Regions from separate parts of the Homo sapiens genome. Here region 1 is linked to region 2. A link is a loop called in an ENCODE intact Hi-C map of the cell type or tissue named here. Cell type or tissue: heart right ventricle. All regions are shown on one strand. Links, peaks and the distances in the headings refer to the core of each region. The heading gives the core; the rest is flanking DNA.

What was found. A loop is a pair of places that touch in the nucleus more often than their neighbours do. Peaks named below come from ENCODE experiments on the same cell type or tissue, not always from the same donor. Only the 100,000 strongest peaks of a DNase experiment are listed, where the experiment ranks them.
Region 1: it touches region 2 in a loop (2.1-fold over the local background); 2 of 110 quality-filtered maps call a loop at or near these places.

What each region holds. Positions count from the first base shown.
Region 1 is chr7:126,488,137-126,499,963 of GRCh38, reverse strand. All of the region lies in intron 9 of GRM8 (glutamate metabotropic receptor 8), which reads left to right. It overlaps LOC101928357 (a long non-coding RNA gene), which reads right to left and starts at 4,652. Exons shown (of 4, transcript XR_927937.3): 1 at 4,597-4,652. In heart right ventricle, for the core only: no CTCF peak of the experiment used is centred there; no DNase peak of the experiment used is centred there; H3K4me3 peaks cover 1,112 bases; H3K27ac peaks cover 2,402 bases.
Region 2 is chr7:126,438,193-126,450,019 of GRCh38, reverse strand. GRM8 (glutamate metabotropic receptor 8) reads left to right here. Exons shown (of 11, transcript NM_000845.3): 10 at 3,648-3,894; 11 at 10,852-11,422. The coding sequence ends at 10,901. Among named protein-coding and RNA genes, the nearest start is that of MIR592, 610 kb to the left of the region's middle. In heart right ventricle, for the core only: no CTCF peak of the experiment used is centred there; no DNase peak of the experiment used is centred there.

The DNA.
Region 1 (11,827 bases), core at 3,582-6,081, 50 kb before region 2:
AAATATATACAATTGTTGTTTTTAGTTTTATTTTTAATTAACAAAGTAATTGTATATATAGAATACAGTGTTATTAACTATAATTACCTTGCTGTGCAGTAAATCACTAGAACTTATGTCTCCAATCTAATTGACCAACATTTCCTTTTTCCCCATCCACCCACCTCCCCCCAGCCTCTGGTAACCACCATTCTACTCTCTACTTCTATGAGTTCTTTAGATTGTCTTCTATGACGTTTTTAAATTCCACGCATAAGTGAGATCAGATGATATTTTTCTCTCTGTGCCTGGCTCATTTAACTTAACATATCTCCCAGCTCATCCATGTTGTCACAAATAACAGACATTCCCTTTTTTTTAAAGGCCGAATAGTATTTCACTGTGTAGAAATACTCAAATGGAAACAACACTTAGGTTGACTATTGTGAATAATGCTTTAATGAACACGGGAGTGCAGACATCCCTTCATCATACCGATGTCATTTTCTTTGGGTCTATACCTAGTAGTAAGATTGTTGGATCATACGATAATTCTAGTTTTTTTTTTTTTGGAGGAACCTCTATACTATTTTCCAAAATGGTTTTACTAATTTACAATATCACCAACAGTGAGTATAGAAGGGTTTCCTTTTCTACACATCCTTGCCAACATTTAAGCTCTTTCATCTTTTGATAATAGCTAATCTAACAGGTAGAAGGTGACATCTCATTGTGGTTTGTTAATTAAAAATAAAATAGAACCTTAAGAAAATAAAAAAAAAAATGTAGTTTGCAGACACTCTTCCCCCAGCACCACAAACAGAGTATATAGAAGAGTGGATTTGGAGAGATTCAAATTTGGAGAGGTTTGTTGAGAGACAACAACTTCATAAACGGAAAAGATAATAAATATGAATTCTGAGTAAATCTCTCATAGATTCTCCCAAATTTCACATCTGTTCTCCCAGGAATTTTTAAAAAATGTTACATATCTAGTAACAAAATAAATATGCATTTGTATTCTTGTCATGATATTTTATTTTATGCCAACAATAAATGTAGAAGAGATTCACTATAGGTCAATAACTTTGATTTCATCTAATTAACAAGTTACCTTCATCAGTTAATGCAAGATAAATACGTAATTTATGACCCATAATCAAATTTCACATAATGAAAGTCCTAATTTGACACATTAGCTACATTATGTCCATTAGAGCTTGTCTTTTACAGGTACTGCCAATGAAGCTTGAATATATTGGTAAAGCACAGGGCAGAAGTAAGGTGGAAAAAGTGAAGAAGTAAATTATGCTATAAAATATTTACCATCAACTGCCAGCTCATTAATCAGACAAAAGCAATAGAGACAGCCAACAGTACATGTCCCCCCACTTTTCTGGAGACTTACTGCCTCCTGTGTGAGTGAGTGTTTTCTGTAGAGCCGTTTTCAGTTGTCTATGATGGTATGCCAGCAAGGGGCTTCCCATGCTATGGTCTATTAAAATGGTACCCTGGAAACCAGGTACTCTTGCAGAAAGCAGAATCTTCTGAGGCCCCCACTAATGGTCATGGGTCAAAGGCTAATACCCTTGCTTTTATGGTCCTGAGAAAGAGCTTATGCCTCTCTTTGGCCCTTAATACTATCTTCCTTTACTTGATCCCACACAGTTTATCATGCATGAGCAGTCAAGATGTTTCTTTTTTCCTTTCTTTATAAGAAACAGTTTTCTAGGTACAAATATACATCAGAACAATTGAGTTTCTTAAAGTACTTGCAGCTTCAATATGCAAAGCTGTCCCTCCGTATACACAGCTCTCCTATGTCTTTTGGTAATTTCCAAGAATTTTTATGGCTTCAGACCCCACCTCTCATCATGAAATTATCTAACCCTTGGAGACTTGTGTCTGAGTTCCTTAAGTTTCCAGAATCCATCCTTTTCTTCTCTAGGAGATATTTCAGGGTCAAGGGATTTCTTTGTCTTAGGCTTGATTTTCTAGCCCTCATCTAAAAATGTATTTCTGTTGCACTCCAATTATTCCCTTGCACTTTATGTTCCATTCAAGAAGCAAGAGGTCCCCACCTACACTCTACTGACAAATGCCCTTTAATGCTTGTCTTTCATGGCTGATCTACTGATGCCCATTTCTCCCTCCGTTTTATAATAGGGCACTCTCAGCATCATAGGTTACTACTGCCTATCATTTAAGACTCACATTTATACATCAGTACATACGGGTTTAACCCAACGTTGCAATGCAGCCCTTAAGTTTTACATTTACCATTTACAGAAAGATTGTAATGTATTCATAGGGGATAAAAACCATTCCATCTAGAATAATTTTAAGAGGTTAAACCAATTATTGGGTTGTTATAATGACAGAAATGGGGCAAGGACATCAACAGGCCAAGGAGAATGTCCAGGCAGGGCAGTTCCAACTGGGACCATCTAATATTATTTCGAATATATCTACATACACAGCCAGTCATTTGACAAGAATAGCCAGTGAATCCCTCTTTAGAAATTAGTAACTTCAGGCAGTTGCAGCTTAAAATGCCAAGTTAGATGTCAGAGTGCTAATGAAAATACCCTGAATTTTGGAGACAGACATACCCAGGTTTGAAGGATGGCCCTCCATCCACTGTTGTTGCTCCCAAGTTTCCTCATATTTAAATAGTTTTTAAGGCTTTTAAGAAAATTAATGAATTGGCAAATGTAAAGTTGAAAGCATAGTACAGTACACATTACTGTAATAATTAGTAGTATTTCTCATGTGTGCCCCCATCATCTTTCTGTAATCTGCTGCATCTTTTATTTTGGAGGGATGTTGGCTCTCTGGTACTCTGCATTCTATCCACACGCTGAAATTGGCTCATAATCACTATGCCCAACCCTTGCTATTTGTGTATGGTATTAAATATTAGCCTATTTCATACCTTCTCAATGATAACATTATTGCCCCCAAAGGGATTAAAATTGGTTATTTGCACAGCAGCAGCAAAAAAAAAAAAAAAATCCAAAACTCATTCTCTTATTATGAATAAAGCACAGATATGCATTCAGTACATAAAGAGGTATACAGTGCATGTATGCTGTTTAAATTTCACCTGTGGGGGGGAGATTAGGAAAATAATGTCTAAAAAGGCTTTTTTGTGAGGAACAATGTGAGAAATCAATTGAGAAACACTCAAGTGATTTAACTACATCACCCCAATTTCTCCTACAACCATCCTACTAGTTCTGCAACTGATTAGACAGGGAAGAACTTGTCCAAAGCCACCGAGTTATTGAGTGATAATCATAGTTTAAGTGCAACTGACCTCTGGATGATTTTACCTTCAAAGGGAGAGGTTGACAAATTAGATATTCTAGTAAAAAACGATGGCAAAAAACATGGTTCCAGTGAACATTTCCTCGTTCAGAAAAGTCTGTTAGCATCTAAGTGCAAGTGACAGATGTGTCTTGGTTTCACAGTAGTGGAACTATTGAAACCTTTGGCTCAAAAAAATCTGAGAACTTCTCTTCTAAAAGCACAAATGGAGCCATCAATACTTCTTGTCATAGAAGAATAAGGAAGACTGAGTTTTAGTTCTACCTGTGTCAGGAATGTGTGAAATGTCACTTAAGGTATGTAGACCTCATTTATCTAATCTATAAAATCTGCAGATTCTCTTTCGTTTCTTCCCTTTCCTTCTTTCCTTCCCTCCTACCTCCTTCCTTTCTTCCGTATATCCATCCTTCCTTCCACACTGTCTCCCTTTCTTCCTTCCTTCCTCCCTTTCTCTCTGTCCTTTCCTTTCTGCATTCCTTTTGTTTTTAGTAGCAAAAATTATTTCCAAAATAAAATCTCTCTGAAACTCTAAGTGTAAAATAGAAGAAACAGAGCTCAGAGAGTCAGAGTCCTATTTACTACCCCCACCCTAACATTCATCAAGTAGCTCAGGACTCTGGAGCCCTGTGGAATCCAGTTAGAAGACCACTGAATTCAGTCCCTTCAGTTTTGAAGTATTTGGCTTTGAGCTTCTACTCTGAAGTAGTTGTTTGAATCTACCAACAGTTACTGTGCAAACAATTTTATCAGCATGCACGTATGCCTAGTGAGATTGGATATTTTCGTTAGCCACCTTGCCAACAAATTTTTCTCATTACCCAAACACACACACATTTATGCATATTTAAATATGTGCTTAAGAAGCAGAAAGATATGAGTTAATGGATTCATTAACAATTGTCACATGAGTAGGCTGAGCTGATCTTTACACATTCGTTCTCAGTATAAGAATTTAACCAGATAGTTGCTGTCTTTACAAACAAAACTTTTGATACCCCTAATGATGAGGACCAGATGAAAAATAATAATTTAAAACTTGTTACTCAGCAGGCACTGTGTATTCATATACTCCCTTACCCAAACTGGAAATCCCAATTAGAATTCTACATTTAAGTTCCTGGGTAGTTGGTTTCTACTCCAAGTTCAGCTCAATATCAAAATTAGAATAAAAATGATAAAAGGCCTTGAGATCCTTCTGGATGTGTCACATCTTTTCTGATTGCTGTACTGTCATCATTGCAGTCTTCTCAGTAGCATCCCCCAATTAATGGATTTTAGTCTACTTACCTCATTTAGTTCTAAAATATTTGTGTCTTTCTTATTCTTGCTTGTATTTCTGGTCTGACTTTGCCAGTTAGGTAAGAGCAGATTTCAGCTTGCTGTGCTGGCTCTAACCCAACTTTCTCTTCTAAAATTTTCCATTAACTGACCTCTGTTTTGGAGCACACACGTTTTCAGATGCCTAACTTCATGCCATGGGACTGTCATATTCTTATTTTTTTCCTGACCTCTTAGCCTTGGACCTGGCTCTGTACCAGAACTGTTGCACAGTTTGCAAATGCTTCTATTATTAATAGGTCATATCCACTTGAAAGATTAAACAGTTATTTAATATGTAAGGGTTGCATTTTATTTGTTTAATTGATTTTTAATTTAATGTTTTTGGTATTATAAAGTCCATTAATAAGAGATCTTAGGAAATTATTTTGCTTTGAACTTAATTGAACATATTCACGAGCAGTCATCTATTTTAACCAAGTATATAGTATTTTCCAATGTTCAGTTTTCTTCAAAGGGAATGTATTTTGTACACTCTTAGGCGTTGTATTTTGTGATTTTAGTAAACTAAGCCAGCAGAGTATCAATGTATTTTCAAGAAAAGTGCAATTTGAAATTCTGCATTTTTAACAGTGGCAGTGGCTATGGCATTCAAATGTACAATTCTATTTTTGAAGACTTGAAGTGTTTTGTTACTTTCTGTCTTTGTGTGTGTGTGTAATGTATGCAGAAATGTACTAGGAGCTCTTTGAAATAAAAAGAAAATAAGTAGAGTGTCAAAGATTTACCTGTCTTCCTCAAGCATTTTCTAAGTGCTTGCAATCAGTTACTATGCTTCTTCTCTGGGCTCATATTTTACTGTTTTTGTTTATTTAAAGAGATAAAAATATAAATGATTAACATCAAGACTTGAATTTTTGGATGTCTTTATCATGTCATAGATGATAGGGCTCCTAAAGCTACCTGAAAATCATTAGAATTAAGTGTATGACTGACAACCTGCGTGTGGTTTGCAGACATTCTCTAAGATTGTTTGAAATGATGTTTTGTTTACATAATAGTAAGTAGTGTGTGCATCTATTTGAGCTAATGGTGATATTGCAACTTTAAAAAATGGTGACAATTTACACTACTTGCATCAGAAGAGTTGTTAGTGTGTGAGAATTACAGTCATGCTGCTGTCTCCCTACAGACTCTAAACCAATTGCACAATTAATATGGAGGTATAAATGAATGAGAAAATGGTCATCTTCATTACTGGTAAATATGTGATGGAAAGTAGAGCTTGGATTAGAGAGCTGAACTCTGGCTTCCTAATACCCCATGCTTCCCCAGTGGCCATGAGTGTGATTCTTGAGACTCATTATCAGAGAGAGGAAGCAGCTCCGCAGAGCTGTGACTTCCCCTGCCAGTCATGCCAGGGAAGCTGCTCCTCATGACAGCCTTCTACAGCCAGCTGATCCCAAAAACATAAACTTGGCAGGGCTGAGTTACGCATTCCTAGTGCCTTTGTCTAATCTTACTGATCAGATAAATTACTCCCCCTTCCAGAGGGAACCATATAGATGTCTGGGTAAAAGACAGATTAGGGAGAACTGCATATAGAGTTGGTAGTTGAAAACTCTAGGGTAGCCATTATTATTCCAACTTAGAAAATGAAAAAGCACCCTGATAGAGGTCAGGGACTCTGTCAAGGTCACAGAGCTAGTCACTGATGGAGCAAAGCTTCACATGTTCTACTTAGGGAGGCTGCGTTAGTCAAAGGTAGCGCAGCTGTAGACCTGTGCTATTGCATACAGCTACTCATTTTCTTCTCACATAGTGGTTGCCATAGAATTTTCAACAGCTCAGTCCCATCTTGTGTTAAAATCTGTTCTTCCGGGAAAGATGATCATTGCTCCATTAGCACATCCCTATTAATCTTTTGGTACATGCTACTCTCTTCTCTGTCTGAGAGAAACTTCACTCAATTTCTTCGAGCCAGAACCGCCTAAGCCTCATGGTCACTGTCCTCTGCTCTGCTTCTTCGCTCTAACTCTGCCCTCTCTCACCACATGTGAGATACTCTGTGCTCTGTATCTGGACAGTGACCCCAGTCTCTCCTGCTGTTAGTCCTGCTGTTGCATTTTGTAACATAGCCCTGCTTTCTTAAAGCTGGATGCTTTCTACCCTCTATTTTCCACTTTGAATAGATTAAGATCAATTAAGATTATTAACCATAAAAAGGGAAAGGGGATTCCATAGTGGAGCAGTTTTACTAGATGAAAATGTTTTATCCACTCTGTTCTCTAATAAAAACAAACAAAGCTCAACAAAACAAAGCTCAACAAACAAAAATTCTCAACTTTATCCAACAAAATCAATACACAAACAAACTTTCCCAATGCTTTCTTCCCTTCGCACATGTGCTGGTGCCCATACTGATATGTTTTACATTCACCCTAGGAAAAATAATTTAATGGACTTGGAGAGGCTTTCCAGGCAATATTCAAATGCATATATCATGTGTCGACTTGTGATTTCTGCTTATGTTACCATTTTGATTGTCTATCACCTCTGCCAAGGAAAAGAGGTCCATCTGACAGAATTACTTAATTTTGAAATCTATATATAAGGAATACCTATCTATAAAGCTATTTACATCTTTATCTGTTAACTCAGTGATTCCAAAATAATAAAAATACCTAAGTTCAAAATATGGGTTGAATCTTAATTCTTATGAAAACAATTCTATTTAGTTAAATGTTACCAGATAGTTACTGTGACCCAACTATATTAATAAAGAACTGGCTTGAGGTGAATTAGTAGGAACAAAGTTTCAGAGACAGAAAACCTGAGATGGAGGCCAGCTTTAACAATCACCCTGTGACCATGCCCTTGTGTAAGTCAGTAATTTCCTTTCTATCTTAAAGTTCTTCATGTATATAGTGTGAATAATAACACTGTACTCATTGATTGTGTTGGGATTAAATTAAGATAATGTAAAAATCTTAGTACAGTTCCTAGCACATAAACAGTTCCTTATAGGCCAGGTGCAGTGGCTCACACCTGTAATCCCAGCAATTTGTGAGGCTGAGGCAGGTGAATCACTTGAGTCCAGGAGTTTGAGACCAGCCTGGGCAACGTGGCGAAACCCCGTCTCTAAAAAAGATACAAAAATTATCCAGGCATGGTGGTGCATGCCTATAGTCCCAGCTACTTGGGAGGCTAAAGCAGGAGGATCATTTGAGCCCAGGAGGTTGCAGTAAGCTGAGATCGCACCACCGTACTCCAGCCTAGGTGACAGACTGAGACCCTGCCTCAAAGAAAAATAAAAGTTATTCAGAAATGTTAATTATGTAATCATTGAATTTTTAAGGCTTGTGGGAATTGAGCATAATTGATACTATGCAATGAAAGAAGGGATGGCTTTTTTATTATTCTTCTCTGAAGTCCACTTTCCTATTTAGATACTGATTCAAACAAATAAATGAGGAAACAGGTCTTGTGGAAATATATATGATCTGTATGAATGATTAAAATATTCTGAAATTTATTGAAGGCTAGACAGGAAACAGTGAGATCCTTTCCACATCCACAGATTCATTATTTTCTTATATTGCTAAAGTTATTTCCAAATATTATCTCATTTATTCTTTCAACAGCCTTTCCTATTGTTAACATGGTTTTACAAACATGACACCTGTGGCTAAGAAAGATAAAATAAATTGGCTAAAGGTTCACAGAAGCTATAAGAAAAGAATCAGGAGAATTCACATGGTCTTTGTTTCCCATTCATTGTTGTTTGTATGAGGCCCCATTACTTCTAACGGTATGAAAATTTGTAAAATTTGTTAAGTTCTGTACATTTACATTTGCATACTTATAAAATGCAAGCACTGTAAATTTGTGAATAATCTTTTTCTTAAACTGAAGTTCTTTGAAAAAGCACATAAAGTTTTTATGAAAATGTAAATGACAAAAACAATATCCATTTCATTGTAGTTCCCTGTAAAATGAAGATAATAGACACACTATTTTAAAACGCTTTTGTTTTTGAACATTTGTAATAGTCCTGGATTAAGTTTCATTAAAATAAAAGAAGATGGGCTACATTGAGAAAATTGTCTAGGGTCTATGGAGAGGAAAATCATGTTTCTGTGAAATAGTATATAACTTCATGAAAGCCATAAGATGCTAGTAACGGTTGTAGAACAGTGCTTATTTTTGAAATTTCAAGATAAGCCAGTTTGGTTGGAAACATTCAACCTCAGACATCATGGTGGATAGGGTAATTATAGATTCAACAAACTTCACTGATCACTTGAAACATTCTTTCCAATGGTACATCATATAGAAGGTTTTCAATTCATTTTGGCTATTATTGACAAAATTACCATAAAAGGAGAAAGAGTATAAGTTTGGAGTTGAATGGTTCGAAAATAATACTCACATTCAGGATTCTGTAAAGAATTTACTATGCCTTGGACATATTACTTAACCTCTTTAAATTACCTTTTCCAATTTTTAAAATGGGAGGCTACTAGGATTATTCTAGAATTAGAGATCACCTATATGAAAAGTCTACAATGTAGTGTAAGCTGCATAAAAGACGGTGATTGTCTGAGTTTTCCTGAAAGCAGAAGTCTGAGACATAGACATGCATGCAGGCAGTTTATTTGGGAGGAAGAATCTGTGAGGAAACATTGTGACTGAAACAGGGGAGGCAGCAGAGGTGTGTAAGGGTGTGTCTAGAGTCCATGGGGCCTCCACTCTCCTAAGACCTCTGAAACATGGAGACCACCTCCTCTATATATCCATCTGAATAATAGGAGGCTAGAACGTTTGTCCATTGGCATAGTTCTTGTTCTCTAAGGATCTATTTCTTCTAACCTAATTTTAAAAGAAATGACACATGCTTATTAATACCCTTTTTTGTCAAGATGCTGTGATTATTGATTGCCAAAGCTCTCTAAGGCTAGTCTTTCCACTGTTAAGGCTTCAAGATTTTATAAACAAGATGGAAGGCTTTATTCAGCAGAATATGCTACCATTTTTAAGAGAACAGCAGTTGTCAGCATGCAGGGAATGTGCCCTTACCAAGGGCTTGTCTGAAATGAAGAGGTGGTCATATTAGAGAACTTGGATAAGAGGAGAAAGATGAAATAAACAAGACCCAAATGTTGGTAAGGGTAATGTATTAGCCAGAATTCTCCACAGAAACAGAACCAGTAGGCCGCAGATATAGATATGTAAGAGGAGATTTAGTATGGGAATTTGCATATGCAGTTATGGAAACTGAGAAGTCTCACCATCTGCTCTCTGCAAGCTTGAGAACCAGGAAAGCCAGTGGGCAATGGTGTCACTCCCAGTTGGAGGCTGAAGGCCTGAAAACTACAGGGGGGTTGGGAGTAACTGGTCTCAGAGTTCAAAGGCCCAAGAACCAGAAACTCTGATGTCTTGGCTCTGGTGGGGGAGGGGGAGGAATTTGTTCTTCCTTTGCGTCTTGGTTCTATTTGGGCCCTCACTGGATTGGATGCTGTCCACCTAAGTTGGTGAAGACAGATCTTCTTTATTCTGTCTACTGCTTTGCATGCTCATCTCTTCAGGAAACACACTCACTCACACACCAAGAAATAATGTTTTACCAGCTATCTGGGCATCCCTTAAGTCTAGTTAAGTTAACACATAAAAGTAATTATGACACATAACTTTCAGAGAAATTAAGGTTGCTGTGGATGAGGGTAAAACCTTAAAGGGAAAAAGAAAAGTCTAAAGATTTTTTACAAGATCTTTCTTTGTGGTATCCTGTATAAATCTGTAATACGTCTTCAAAGTCTTGTTTTTCTTTACACCTTTCAGATTTAGACTACTAATACCGGGTAATAAGGCGTCTTTGCTTTATGTGGATTATATATGAAATCTGTGCACACATAGTACTTTGCCAATATTCAAATCATCCTCTATGACAAGTACTGCATACCTCAAGGTACTTGGATTTAATTCTCAAAGATGTCTCCATTGTGTGTCTTTAGTTCTTTTAATTGTCATGCTGTGCATGTAGTTATGTTAATAGCTGATATTGATTTGCAGTTAATGTGCAGGACTCAGGGTAATAGCTATGCCAAAAGATTGCATTTGATTACTACATTGTTTCAAAAAAAAACTTTCTCATAAAATACGTCATTTAAATATCAGAACGGGGATAAGCATTTCACTGTTGCAGACATTGGGACTCAAATATGTTTTGTGGCTTCTCTAAATCCATGTGCTTCTTTAAGTCTATACTATGTGGACAGTTAAATTTAGATCTTCTATTTCCTAGCCTAGGTTTTTTCCACTATATATGGCTGCATTGTCATATTTGTATGCTTGAAATTATACACTGCTTTATAAATTGATATTCTATAATATATTAAGTATATATTTGATATATATTAGTTACCCAAAGTAGAAGACATGATAACATAATTTATAATATTAAATGTTTTCCCTACAAATACAATAGGGGCACATGTGTATTTGTGACCTACACTAAAAAATTAAGATTTATAAAATTCAAGATATTATCATCATTATCATATGCATAACTGTGCAGAATACTATAGCAAAGTCAGAAGAACTAAAAATCTTCACCTCTGGAAGTCTGACAATCTAGTTTGGAAGATAATTCTAATTCCCAAAGAAAAATCATAAATAGTATATAAGTGAGTACATATCCAATAGTATAGAAAATAGTTCAGAGATCTGGAATGGCGATGAATTGGACTGGCTCCTGGAAGATTGAATGATTTATATATTGTAAATATTGGGAAGAATGTGAAATTAGAAGATGAGAGGGGAAAAAGGTGTGTTTTACAAAAGTGAAAAAATCTGTTTTACTCAAGGTTATCAATAGAGTGGAACAAGATTGTGGATGGATGTTAGGTATAAGAATTTAGACTTGAGGCTTTTAGCATAACATTTTCCTGAGTGTGACCTGAACACATCCAGGATACCCAAAGACATTTTCAGGGACTGTGAAGAACGATGAACCCTATTTTCATCATAATACTAAACCATCATTTGTCTTTTTCACTGAGTTGACATCTACACTGCTGGCACAAAAGTACTGGTGGGCAGAATTGCTAGTGTGTTAATATGAATGTTGGCACTACCACCAAAACAGTTATTAGTCATTCTGTTCTTCGCTACCATGAACTTCCTGTTTTTTGTTTTTTTTTCTGTCCAGTTACAGCTGAATGCTATTGATAAAGCAAGG
Region 2 (11,827 bases), core at 3,971-6,470:
CCTGGCTTATCTAGAGATTGCTTAAATCTGCTTCAGGGCATCTGACTGCTTCAGGTTCAAAATGTCCATGGGGCATGGAGGCAGAGTAAGTAACAAGCCATCAGTGCGTGTGATAGAAAAGATAGTCCCCATCCTCTGGGTGTTAGTATTTTGGAGTGACAGGGCCAGGAGGGAGCACGTAAGAGAAGGCTGGGAAAGAGAAGATTATTATTGACATATCCAATATCATTGCTAGCATCTCTTGAATTTTTGTGGGTTAGTGGGAGTTAATACAGTCCCCTCCTGCATTCTGATGAGCTGTAACTTTGAGATAAAGAGCTGTTATATTATTCTAAGCATGTGGCCCAGGCAGTAAATATGGTCTTGAGTTCACATTTGGACAAAATTTTATTCTGTCTACATTGAAGTGAGATTACAAAGGCCTTTTCCTCAACATCGTATAGTCAGAGCCTGGCTATCAGCTCTTCTCTAAACAAAACTGGTTTGAATAAGTGTGTAATAGGTCCTTCTTTTGTCCTATACTCCTGGGAGGATACTTTGTTAGCATATTTTTAGATGCAAAGTTGTAGGGTAAAGAATGTTTCTTGAGCTATCTTGTATCTGTAAGAGATTTTATAAATATATCATGCTACCCTGTAACTCCTCTATGAGAAAAGTATTACCCCCAACCCCACCCTGTGACATAGATAAGAACTTACTGTTCAGAGAAGAAAATAAGATACCATATTTGTCCAATAACCAGGGAAGATTGATTGGTTTAGATTGTAGCCTGGGAGGTTGGTTTGGGGACTTTAATCACCCAGAAAATAACTCTAGAGTTTCTCTGTAAACTTTATCTTTTAAAAAAATGTATTTAAGTGGTGGTTCAGAATTCATACCCAGGTCTACTGGAACATATTCCTTCCATGGCCCTGTAACAAATGCTAGGCCACTGTAAGGTTGTGGACTTAGGGTATGATTTTGTGGATTTCTTTAACTTTTATTTTAAGTTCAGGGATACAAGTGCAGGTTTGTTATATAGGTAAACTTGTGCCATGGGGGTTTGTTGTACAGATTATTTTTATCACCCATGTATTAAGCCTAGTACCTGTTATTATTTTTCCTGATCCTCTCCTTCCTCCCACCCTCCACCCTCCAAAAGGCCCCAGTGTGTGTTGTTCCCCTCTATGTCTCCATGTGTTCTTATCATTTAGCTCCCACTTATAAGTGAGAACAAGCAGTATTTGGTTTTCTATTCTTCTGTTAGTTTGCTAAGGATTTTGTTAGATGCCTTTCCTGTATTAAACTCACATTAAAATTTTTCAGAAGCTGTCTTAAGAAAGTACATAATTAAGATCAGCATTTTGGTATAATTTGAAAGTATAGCGTCCAATGAAGAGCTTGCTACACTAACCATGGTACTATTTAATTCTAATATCTGTGTTTATTACATCTTTCATTGAGTTGGCTTGCCAAAAGGATAGACTGCGGTAATTTATTTAACGAGGAAGCTAGCATTCCAAAGTCCTCTTCATGTCTAATATTTGGCAGGATTAAATTTACTATATATCGCAGAAATTATTCCAAATAAGAGAAGACTATTATTTATATTTTTGGTAACAGAGAAAATGTATAGGATGTTTATTACAAAAATATTTTTATACTATTTGGACTAGTACTATACATGTTAGCAAGACTAACAGATTAAGGCACATTTAAAAAATCCAACTAATCAGTATAGATGTTCCCATCATTTTATGGCTGTTTCGTCGTTGGATTTGTTTGTTTGTTTTTAGGCTAAATTGACTTGAAAGAGTCTGACTGGTGGTTTTCTATTTGACTGGCATTGGAACATGTATGGGTGTGGTTTGTACTTTGCCACATTCTTTTCTTACCTTTATGTCCTCTCTCTGCAGTCAATTTTCTATGTAGGTTTTTGCAGCAATGCTAGCTTGAAAATAAGCAGGAATTCAAAAAAGATTAACCAATACTTAGGAAGCTTAGGAATGTTTAAAATAATAGGTTGCTTAAAAGTAGATGGCAAAACTTAGGAGATTTATAAGCCGTAAACGTACACATCCCTATTTCATTGGGATGGTCTTAATTGTAGTAAATCTTGTAAACTTTGTAGTAAATCTCGTTAAAGCATTTTCCACACTTAAACAATGAGCTCTTATGCAAGGATGCAAGGACAGCCTTAGTGGCAGATGAACTGGGCAGTAAATTCAGCAGTGTGCATGGTATGATTTTATATCCAAAGACAGTTTCTTAACTTGTGCCTCACATCCTGCTCATGGTTTGGACAGTTCTTTACCGCAAGGTTTTGCCATCTGTTAAGAGAAACCTTCTCCTCTAGGAAAAGGCAACACTAATGCTGATTCAGTTATTTACCCTTGAGGGCGAATGGTTTTTTTTGTTTTGTTTTGTTTTGTTTTGTTTTTGATTCTTTATTTAAAAGGACACAATTAGTTTGGTCTTGAGGATTGCCAGATGAGATCTAACTAGTATGATAGATGTTAGCAAGACTAACAGATTAAAACATATTTAAAAAATCCAACTAATCAGGATCATATTCAGAGATGTAAATAGAGTGAACAGATCTATTAATGAGGGTCGTAGATATGACAAAGGGAGAATCTCTTTACAGTCTTAAGATGTGGTTTCTCCGTGGCCTCAGTATCCCAAGTTATTTGGGGAAAATTCTATTTTGAGCTCAGGACATGAAAAGTGGAACCAGATCAAAGGTTTTTGTTTCTGTTTTTAAAGAATGAAATACTGCTGTTTCTGTTTCTATACCATAACCAAAAAAGAAAAAGCCAAAGCAGTGATTTTAGCTTTGGTTTTTTTTTCAGATTCTTAACCTCTAGCTTGTAGAAAGAAAAACCTTCCAGAAAGAGCTCTCTCTGTAAGTATCAGAGCAGTCGATTTCAGTGGGATAAGGGCAAGCAATGAGCACAGGGGGAGAATTTCAGAATGCAGTGACCGGGACCATATCCCAGTGCATATATCTTGGAGGGAGGAGATCTTACATATTTTATAAAAGCACCTGACTTATTTCGATATGATGCTATCACTGAGAACCTTCTGGAAGTGTTCTTTAGAGGGACTGTTAAAAAAAATCAAGCCCTTATGACATGCTTGTGATTTTTGGTAGTTGGAATTATGTAATGATGTGAAGATGCAACCACTAGCATTATTCAAGCACAGGTGTGTAATAGTGATGTTCTGGAATGTTGCACTCCCACTCTATTTTCACTATGTATACTTACCTTCTGGGTTAAACTTATTGCTACAATAACACTTGGCCCACTAGTACCTTCTAAAGAAGTTCTGTGTGGCATTAAGTGTTAGTGTTTTGCCAGACTGGTTTGGTCCCCTTCCTTATGTATGTTTATTTATAATCTAAAAAGGAAAATAAACTCCACCAGCTTGGTTGTTTGTATTTTTATTTTAATAAATTGGGTTCAATAAAAAAATAACCTTACTCATTTACATTTGCAGGTTAGGACACAGGAATGGTTGACTATAATTAAGGACAATTTCAATAAGTGCCTTTTAATGTGCCTTTAGCAGAGAAGCTGGAACAATTTTAGAAAATAGTATGTTATTTGCTTTATCTCCTACTGTTAGGCTTACCAACAGTGATTCTTTTTTTTTTCTTCCCTCAGATGTACATCCAGACAACAACACTTACTGTCTCCATGAGTTTAAGTGCTTCAGTATCTCTGGGCATGCTCTATATGCCCAAGGTTTATATTATAATTTTTCATCCAGAACAGAATGTTCAAAAACGCAAGAGGAGCTTCAAGGCTGTGGTGACAGCTGCCACCATGCAAAGCAAACTGATCCAAAAAGGAAATGACAGACCAAATGGCGAGGTGAAAAGTGAACTCTGTGAGAGTCTTGAAACCAACAGTAAGTCATCTGTAGAGTTTCCGATGGTCAAGAGCGGGAGCACTTCCTAATAGATGTACGTTGAACATTCTTCTCCTAGTCTTGGGGATTGTGCTACATGTTTCCAGGGGCATGATGGTACTCACATACCGTGACACCATCACATTTAAAACCATTCGAAGCAAATGGTCTCAAGATGAGCGGCTGTTCTACAGAGTACAAACTTGCTCACAAAATCTCTTTTACAAAGCATGACATTCAGATCTTTCTTTTGAAGCATTACAAAGCTTGGTATTTGAAAGCGTCATCTTCTTATAAAAATTATCTTTTAGTACTTGGAAACAATTCCACAATTTTTCTTGTTCCATACTGGGTGCTTTTTATAGTATCAGTAGTTTGCTGATACTTACAGAATATCACTACAGATCTTACACATATAAATGATGTTATTTGTGCCTTTAGGGAAATGAGAACTCTAGTTAGCCAATATGTTTAGTTAAGTCACAGTTAATACTTGTTTCTCCCACGTGGTCCCCTTTCCTTGGGCTTCCTGAGGGCTTCCCTTGACTTCCCTTCTTGGATATATTAAGATAATTAAAGTTCTTCTTTAAAAGCCTCATGATCCTGGAAATAGAATCTTTTCTACAACCACCTTTCCATTTTTCTTTTCTTTACCTATTTTCGTCTCTACAGTCCACCCAGGAAAAAGCACATGATAACAATACACAGAAATCTGTGCTCAACCAGTAGAATTTAACTGATCTATTGAAGCCCATCTTGGTATCTATGAAAGAGTGGCAAATAATTTGAAGATTTGTATGGTAAAATACCAGGAAGCTGAATATGGTAAACATTACAACCTTTACCTTACTAGGTTCTACAGATGAATCAAAAAAGAAAGAAAAGCAAAGGTACTTGTATTAGAGTGGCTTCCAGTCTTTTGGAATATAGCATAGGGATTCAATATTTGTTTTTTCTGTTTGAAACAGGAGCTTGCTCTGTTGCCCAGACTGGAGTGCAGTGGTATGATCTAGGCTCACTGCAGCCTCTACCTCCTGGGTTCAAGTGATCCTCCCACCTCAGCCTTCCAAATAGCTAGGACTGCAGGCATGTGCTGTCATGCCCAGCTAATTTTGTTTGTTTGTTTGTTTGTTTGTTTGTTTTGTAGAGACAGGGTCTCACTCTGTTGCCCAGGCTGGTCTCTAACTCCTAGGCTCAAGTGATCCTCCCACCTAAGCCTCCAAAAGTGCTAGGATTGCAGGTGTGAGTTACCACACCCGGTCAGGCATTAAGGACAAAATCCTATGCAAAAATATTCTCTTCCTCTCATATTCATCCAGCAGTCTGTATCCCCTACTCTCCATACTTTTGACACTAAATATAAGAAAAAACTAAAAATTAATTTTATTTGGTTTAATTATTATAGCAACTTATGGTCTACATTCCATCTACAAACCTTCTTTTCTATCAAGATTTCTAGATAAGCATTGTCTACTCTAATTTACCATACACAGAACTATCCTGTGATAGTTAATTAGCATTGCTTAATTAGACATATTGGTTTCAGTTACTATCAGCTTACCTGGAATCATTAGCCAGATTGGTTCTAAAAAGATTATCTTCGGGTCACCAATACCAAATTTAGTCACGTGTAGAGAAATGAACCTTACAAGAATTTCACAAACACCCTCCACATATTCACCTTTCTGCAAACATGAAACCTTGTGAAGTAAGAAATATGCGAAGCAAGGTAAGGATGGGCTTTAGTAACAAATCATTACAATCATCTCTGAGTATAGGTAAGCAATTTACTAATGATAAACCTATTTCGGCTCTTAGCAAAAGGTATACTGTAACTGCCATTAAAGGCATCAAAGTAGAATGCTTGTGATTTGAGGACAGAATTTTACCTTTTTTCCTACCTTGACAGCATTAGTGTAGGAAGTTGAAAGCTATTATAGGATGCCAATAAACTGCTGTTGGCCAGTGATGTAATTTGAACACTGGCACTTCTCACTATGACTCACCAGAGTCTATTGTTTTACCTGTTTTTCTCTTTTTTTTTTCTTTTTTAGCAGCAATCCAGAAAACTTTATAAAATATGGTTGCCAAATTAAAGAACCAAACTTATAGTGATATAAATACCAGTCATTCAGACTCACCTTTGGAAAGTGGTGGAGAAAAAATTTAATAAACTTTTTCACCACTTTAAAAGAATAAATACATGCCCTGAAAAACAAAATTCTCAGTATTGATAAGAACCAATCTCATATTATTGAAGTAAATCTCATACAGATACTGTTTTCCTTTGGTTATTTTCTATTAATGTTGAAATGGAAATTATATAGCCTGCATGTATTTCTCTATTTTCTCTAAAATAAGAATGAAAGATTGCAAAAACAAGGCCTATTTGGAGGGTAAGCCTATAATATTCTGGAGGAGTCAGATGCTCACGTTTAGAAGGTGAAGTAAAGTCAAAAAGTAAATCAAGATAATATCAGTTACTGCCTGAAAAAAAAGTTTAATTGTACTTTGGAGATTTTAGTGCATTGATCTTTTACAGGAGTATAATTTAGGTTTGAATAAGTTGGGCCGAAGTAAAGTGATTACAGTGTACTCATTCAGGAGAGAAAGATGTGTGACATCTTCACACATCCTTCCACAATCCTACTCCAGATCACCATTTTTAACCTTTGTTCACTTCCATGGCCATCCTACAATGAAAGGGTAGATCTGTGTTCAAGATTTTAAAGTTTCAAAAGCTACACAGAGTAAATATAAGTAATACGAAGCTGGATGGGAAACCAATGAGTGTTGTGTTAGTTGCTGAATTTGCAGACTATAGTTTACATTTTTAAAAAAGGTCAAGTGTTATTTCACAACAGAGTGCGAGGGGAGTTAGAAACAAAGTTGATATATATGAATTTTGCCAACTGTACCCAATTAACAAATGCTGTACATAGTATTCTTTAAGCTATGTTCATGAATAATTCATGAAAACAGCTGCTGCTGGAGGTAGATTTGTTTTTTCTAGCTTATGAACACAGTGTGATGCACACAAGGAAATTAATTTACTGTTGCTGTGCTCAAAAACTGATTTTCATATGAGCATATTCATCAGCACCGTGAAAAACATCTCCCTATGAACTCATTGGTACATCTCTGATTCATTTTGCTCTATAATACTTCTGGGATAAAGATTCTTGCGAGGTATCTGCCATCCACAAAGTTTGTCCCTTATCATTGCTTTCATGTTGACTAAATCATCTGATTCCAGAACCTTACACTTCCTTTTCTAACCAGTAGGAAAATTAGCATTGCTGTCCTTTTGTGAATTGTTTTCTCAATTCTCAATAGAATTCTACCATTTTCTTTCTAGAAACCATGTTTAAGAGTTCAAAAAATAATATGTTAATTTTTAATTAGCTACAGAGCCCCAAAGTTAGAAAGATCCTTAAAACTGATCTAATCCAAACTGCCATCTGTTGAATGGACATCTTCTGAAAACTTTATTGTTCAAGATCTATCAGCTCTTGCTACTCTATTTCAACCATAATTCTTTTTCTAGCTATATACAAATTTTATAACTATTTCATACATTTTAGTTATTGTTGAAAATATTGAACAGTGTAGGAAGTTGGATGACCCTTTTAACAGTCATTTTTATCACTCTTATGACAATTTTTCTCCACCTTGTCTGTGAAGATTATATGAAAGTCCTTCAAAAGCAGAACTGAAGGACAGATTTTATTTTCTTAGAGGAAATTTAGAGGCATACGAGAGTATTATATAAATTAAAAATAGAAAGTAAAAGTGAGTGATCATAGAAAATCATTGTGTTTCACTTCACACCAAACCAAATGTAACAAATATTTTACCTTTTGGAAAGGTTAAGTAGAAAGTAAGACTCCATTAGGTCTCATGTATGGTTCATGGAAAGAAAAGAAAATAAGGAAGGAAGAAAGGAAGGGAGATAGGGAGGAAAGGAGGGAGGGAGGCTGGTTCTATATTGGTTCTTCCAGACTACAGCTGTTCCATCCCGATCTATTCTGCTTTTGACCTTACAGGAACACAGTATTGTAGGTTTTGAACCAGTGATAAAACTGAGGCCCAGTAACCTGGCCCAATGATTTTTTTTTTTTCACGCATTTTGCAGGGAATAGAATGTAATTTAAAACCAGGTCTAAAGTCTACTTCCTTTGCAGGGTGCCACAATAATAACCTAGAAGGATAAGCAATGTAGATAAGATAAGCAGATATGTCAACTATTTTTAGCCTGAAGCTCATAATATTCAATGAAATAAAAAATAACAACAATGAAAAAAACATCTATAGTAGCACTTCTTAGGGCTATCTGAGTTAATTTTAGTGGTTGTGAACTTTGTATGAACTTGGTCTCTGGTAAGAACTTGTCTAATCCATCAATAGTGTCACTAAGATGGAATGAGTCTGATTGTCAGTTATTTCCGAGGAGGAACTTTACAATTTCTAGTCTTATTCAATGTTCAATAAATAAATTATTTTCTAAAAATCTGTTTCATCCTGAATTGGATTCATATATTGAAACACATACATTCTTTGCTTTTTAAAGTATCTTTTATCTTACGATTATTCATTCCAGAATTACATGAAAAAATAGGACATCACATTTGAATTTTAGGACAGAGATTCATTGCATCACATCTTTCAACAATACAAAGGAATTATTTGGATTTAGATTTATATTCTCCAGAAGCTTAGGCATGAGTATAAATTTGGCATAATATCTCTGTAATGGCCTTACAATAATGAGTTTTACTTTACAGTATGTTGGCAACAGAACAATTAAACATTTCTTTATTTGAGTCTTTATTTTCTTAAATTTTATCTTCATTTGTCTCCTTTTGATGAAACCAAAAGAAACCATAAATATGCATTGGCAATTCACATGTTTTCTATATATTTGATATTTTAGCATGTTTACCTCTAGAGTCTAAGATTATTGTGTATTTTTAAGTGGAAGAGGTATTCATTCTCATAGGACAGCTAATTATAATTACTTACCTTTCTTGGTCATTACATCAGCCTCTAAGAATTGAGGTCTTTGACTTAGGTAGTAAAAAATATTTTTTATATTTTGTAGGACAGATAATTGATCTGTTCTTTCATTTTACATATGTGCAAATGTAAAATTTTACCAAAATATTAAAGATTAGCACTTTTATATTTTTAGTTTTCTAGTAAATATTTATATACTATAAATGAGGCTACTGATTTTGACAGATTAAAATTGCTGCAGCATTTTTGTTTCTACTGTCATTTAATTTTTACTACAGTCATGGATTGCTTGATGACATGTTCTAAGAAATGTGTTGTTAGGCAATTTTGTCTTTGCGCAAACATCATACAGTGTACTTACACAAACCAAATGGTATAGCCTACGACACACCCAGGCAATATGGTGTAGCCTAGTCTATCTAAGCTACAAACCTGTACAGCATGTTACTGTCCTGAATTGTGTACACAGTTGTAATGCAATGATATTTGTATATCTAAACATATCTAAACATAGTAAAGATACAGTAAAAATAGAGTATACAAGATAAAAAATGGTATACATGTAAATAGGGAACTTACTATGAATGGAGCTTGTAGGACTAGAAGTTGCCCTGGATCTTTAAGTGAATGAGTGGTGATTGAATGTGAAGTCCTAGGACATGGCAGTACTGTAAATTTTTTTTTTTTTTTTTTTTTTTTGAGATGGAGTCTTGCTCTGTTGCCTAGGCTGGTGTGCAGTGGCGCGATCTCGGCTCACTGGAACCTCTGCCTCTCGGTTCAAGCAATTCTCCTGCCTCAGCCTCCTGAGTAATTGGGATTACAGGCATGTGCCACTATGCTCGGCTAATTTTTGTATTTTTAGTAGACACAGGATTTCACCATGCTGGTCAAGCTTGTCTCAAACTCCTGACCTCGTGATCCACCTGCCTAGGCCTCCCAAAGTGCTGGGATTACAGACGTGAGTCTCTGCACCCAGCCACTGTAGATATTATAAAAACTCTACACTTAGACTACACTAAATTTATTTTAAACATTTCCTTTTTCAATATATACTATTTTAGCTTACTATAAATTTTACTTTATGAACTTTTTATTCTTTTTAAATTTTGACTTGTTTGTAATAAAAACTTAAAACACAAACACATTGTCCAGCTATAAAAAATATTTTCTTTATACCCTTACTCAAGGATAGACTTTTTTCTATTTTTATTTATTCATTTTACTTTTTAAACTTCTTGTATTAAAAACTAAGACACACACACACACACACACACACACACACACTAGCCTAGGCCTCCACAGGGTCAGGATTATCAATATCACTTCCATCTCCATATCTTATTCCACTGGAAGGTCTTAAGGGGCAATAACACACATGGAGCTGTCATCTCTTGTAATAGCAATGCCTTATTCGGGAATACCCCTGGAGGACCTGCCTGAGGCCATTTTACAGTTAACTTTATAATGTATAAGTAGAAGAAGTCTACTTTAAAATAATGATAAAAAGTATAGTGTAGTAAATATTTAAACCAGCAACATAGTCATTTGTTATCATTATCAAGTACTATGTACTGTATATAATTGTATGTGCTATGCTTTTTCATGACTGGTAGTACAGGAAATTTGTTTACACAACAAACCACAAACATGTGAATTATGTGTTGTGTTATGTGTTGTGTTGTGTTATGTGTTCACTGGGTGATAGGAATTTTTCAGCTCCATTATAATCTCATGGGACCACCTTTATATAATGCAGTCTGCTGTCGAGCTCAAATGTCGTTGTGCTGTGCATGACTGTGAATGGTTTAAAAATAATGAGTAACATGCTGTAAAAGCTGGATATTATTAAAAAGTCATTACAGGACTTGAATTTTAAAATCATATTAACAAAAGGATGTATTATTATATACTATTTTAATTTGTCCTCATTTATCTTAACAGCTTCCTCTACCAAGACAACATATATCAGTTACAGCAATCATTCAATCTGAAACAGGGAAATGGCACAATCTGAAGAGATGTGGTATATGATCTTAAATGATGAACATGAGACCGCAAAAATTCACTCCTGGAGATCTCCGTAGACTACAATCAATCAAATCAATAGTCAGTCTTGTAAGGAACAAAAATTAGCCATGAGCCAAAAGTATCAATAAACGGGGAGTGAAGAAACCCGTTTTATACAATAAAACCAATGAGTGTCAAGCTAAAGTATTGCTTATTCATGAGCAGTTAAAACAAATCACAAAAGGAAAACTAATGTTAGCTCGTGAAAAAAAATGCTGTTGAAATAAATAATGTCTGATGTTATTCTTGTATTTTTCTGTGATTGTGAGAACTCCCGTTCCTGTCCCACATTGTTTAACTTGTATAAGACAATGAGTCTGTTTCTTGTAATGGCTGACCAGATTGAAGCCCTGGGTTGTGCTAAAAATAAATGCAATGATTGATGCATGCAATTTTTTATACAAATAATTTATTTCTAATAATAAAGGAATGTTTTGCAAATGTTGAGAGTTGTTTCGTTCCAGTTTTAAAGCTAGGGAAAACTCTTCTTTCTAGTTGGCACTTCTGCTGTTTTTTAGCTCCTTCTATGAAAGCCCTGATGTTCTGAGAAAATATTTCTTTGAGGAATGTGTTTTTGTACATTTGTGTGCATAAGAGGAAGACTGTCTTTTATTCCTATATTAAAAAGCATTATTTGTGTAAGACTTTGTGAATATTTCAAGATTTCTGTGGTAGCTTTTCATAGTAACTGCTTCTTTTATGAAGAATCAAGCAATAGTTTGAGGTAAATTGCTTTGAGTTAATTAACAAATGATGAATTAAACTTTACTTTGGAGAACAGAGTATGAAAATTACCATTTGAAAGTACGTCAAAACATGTCACTGAAATTCCCCATTACATTCCTAAATC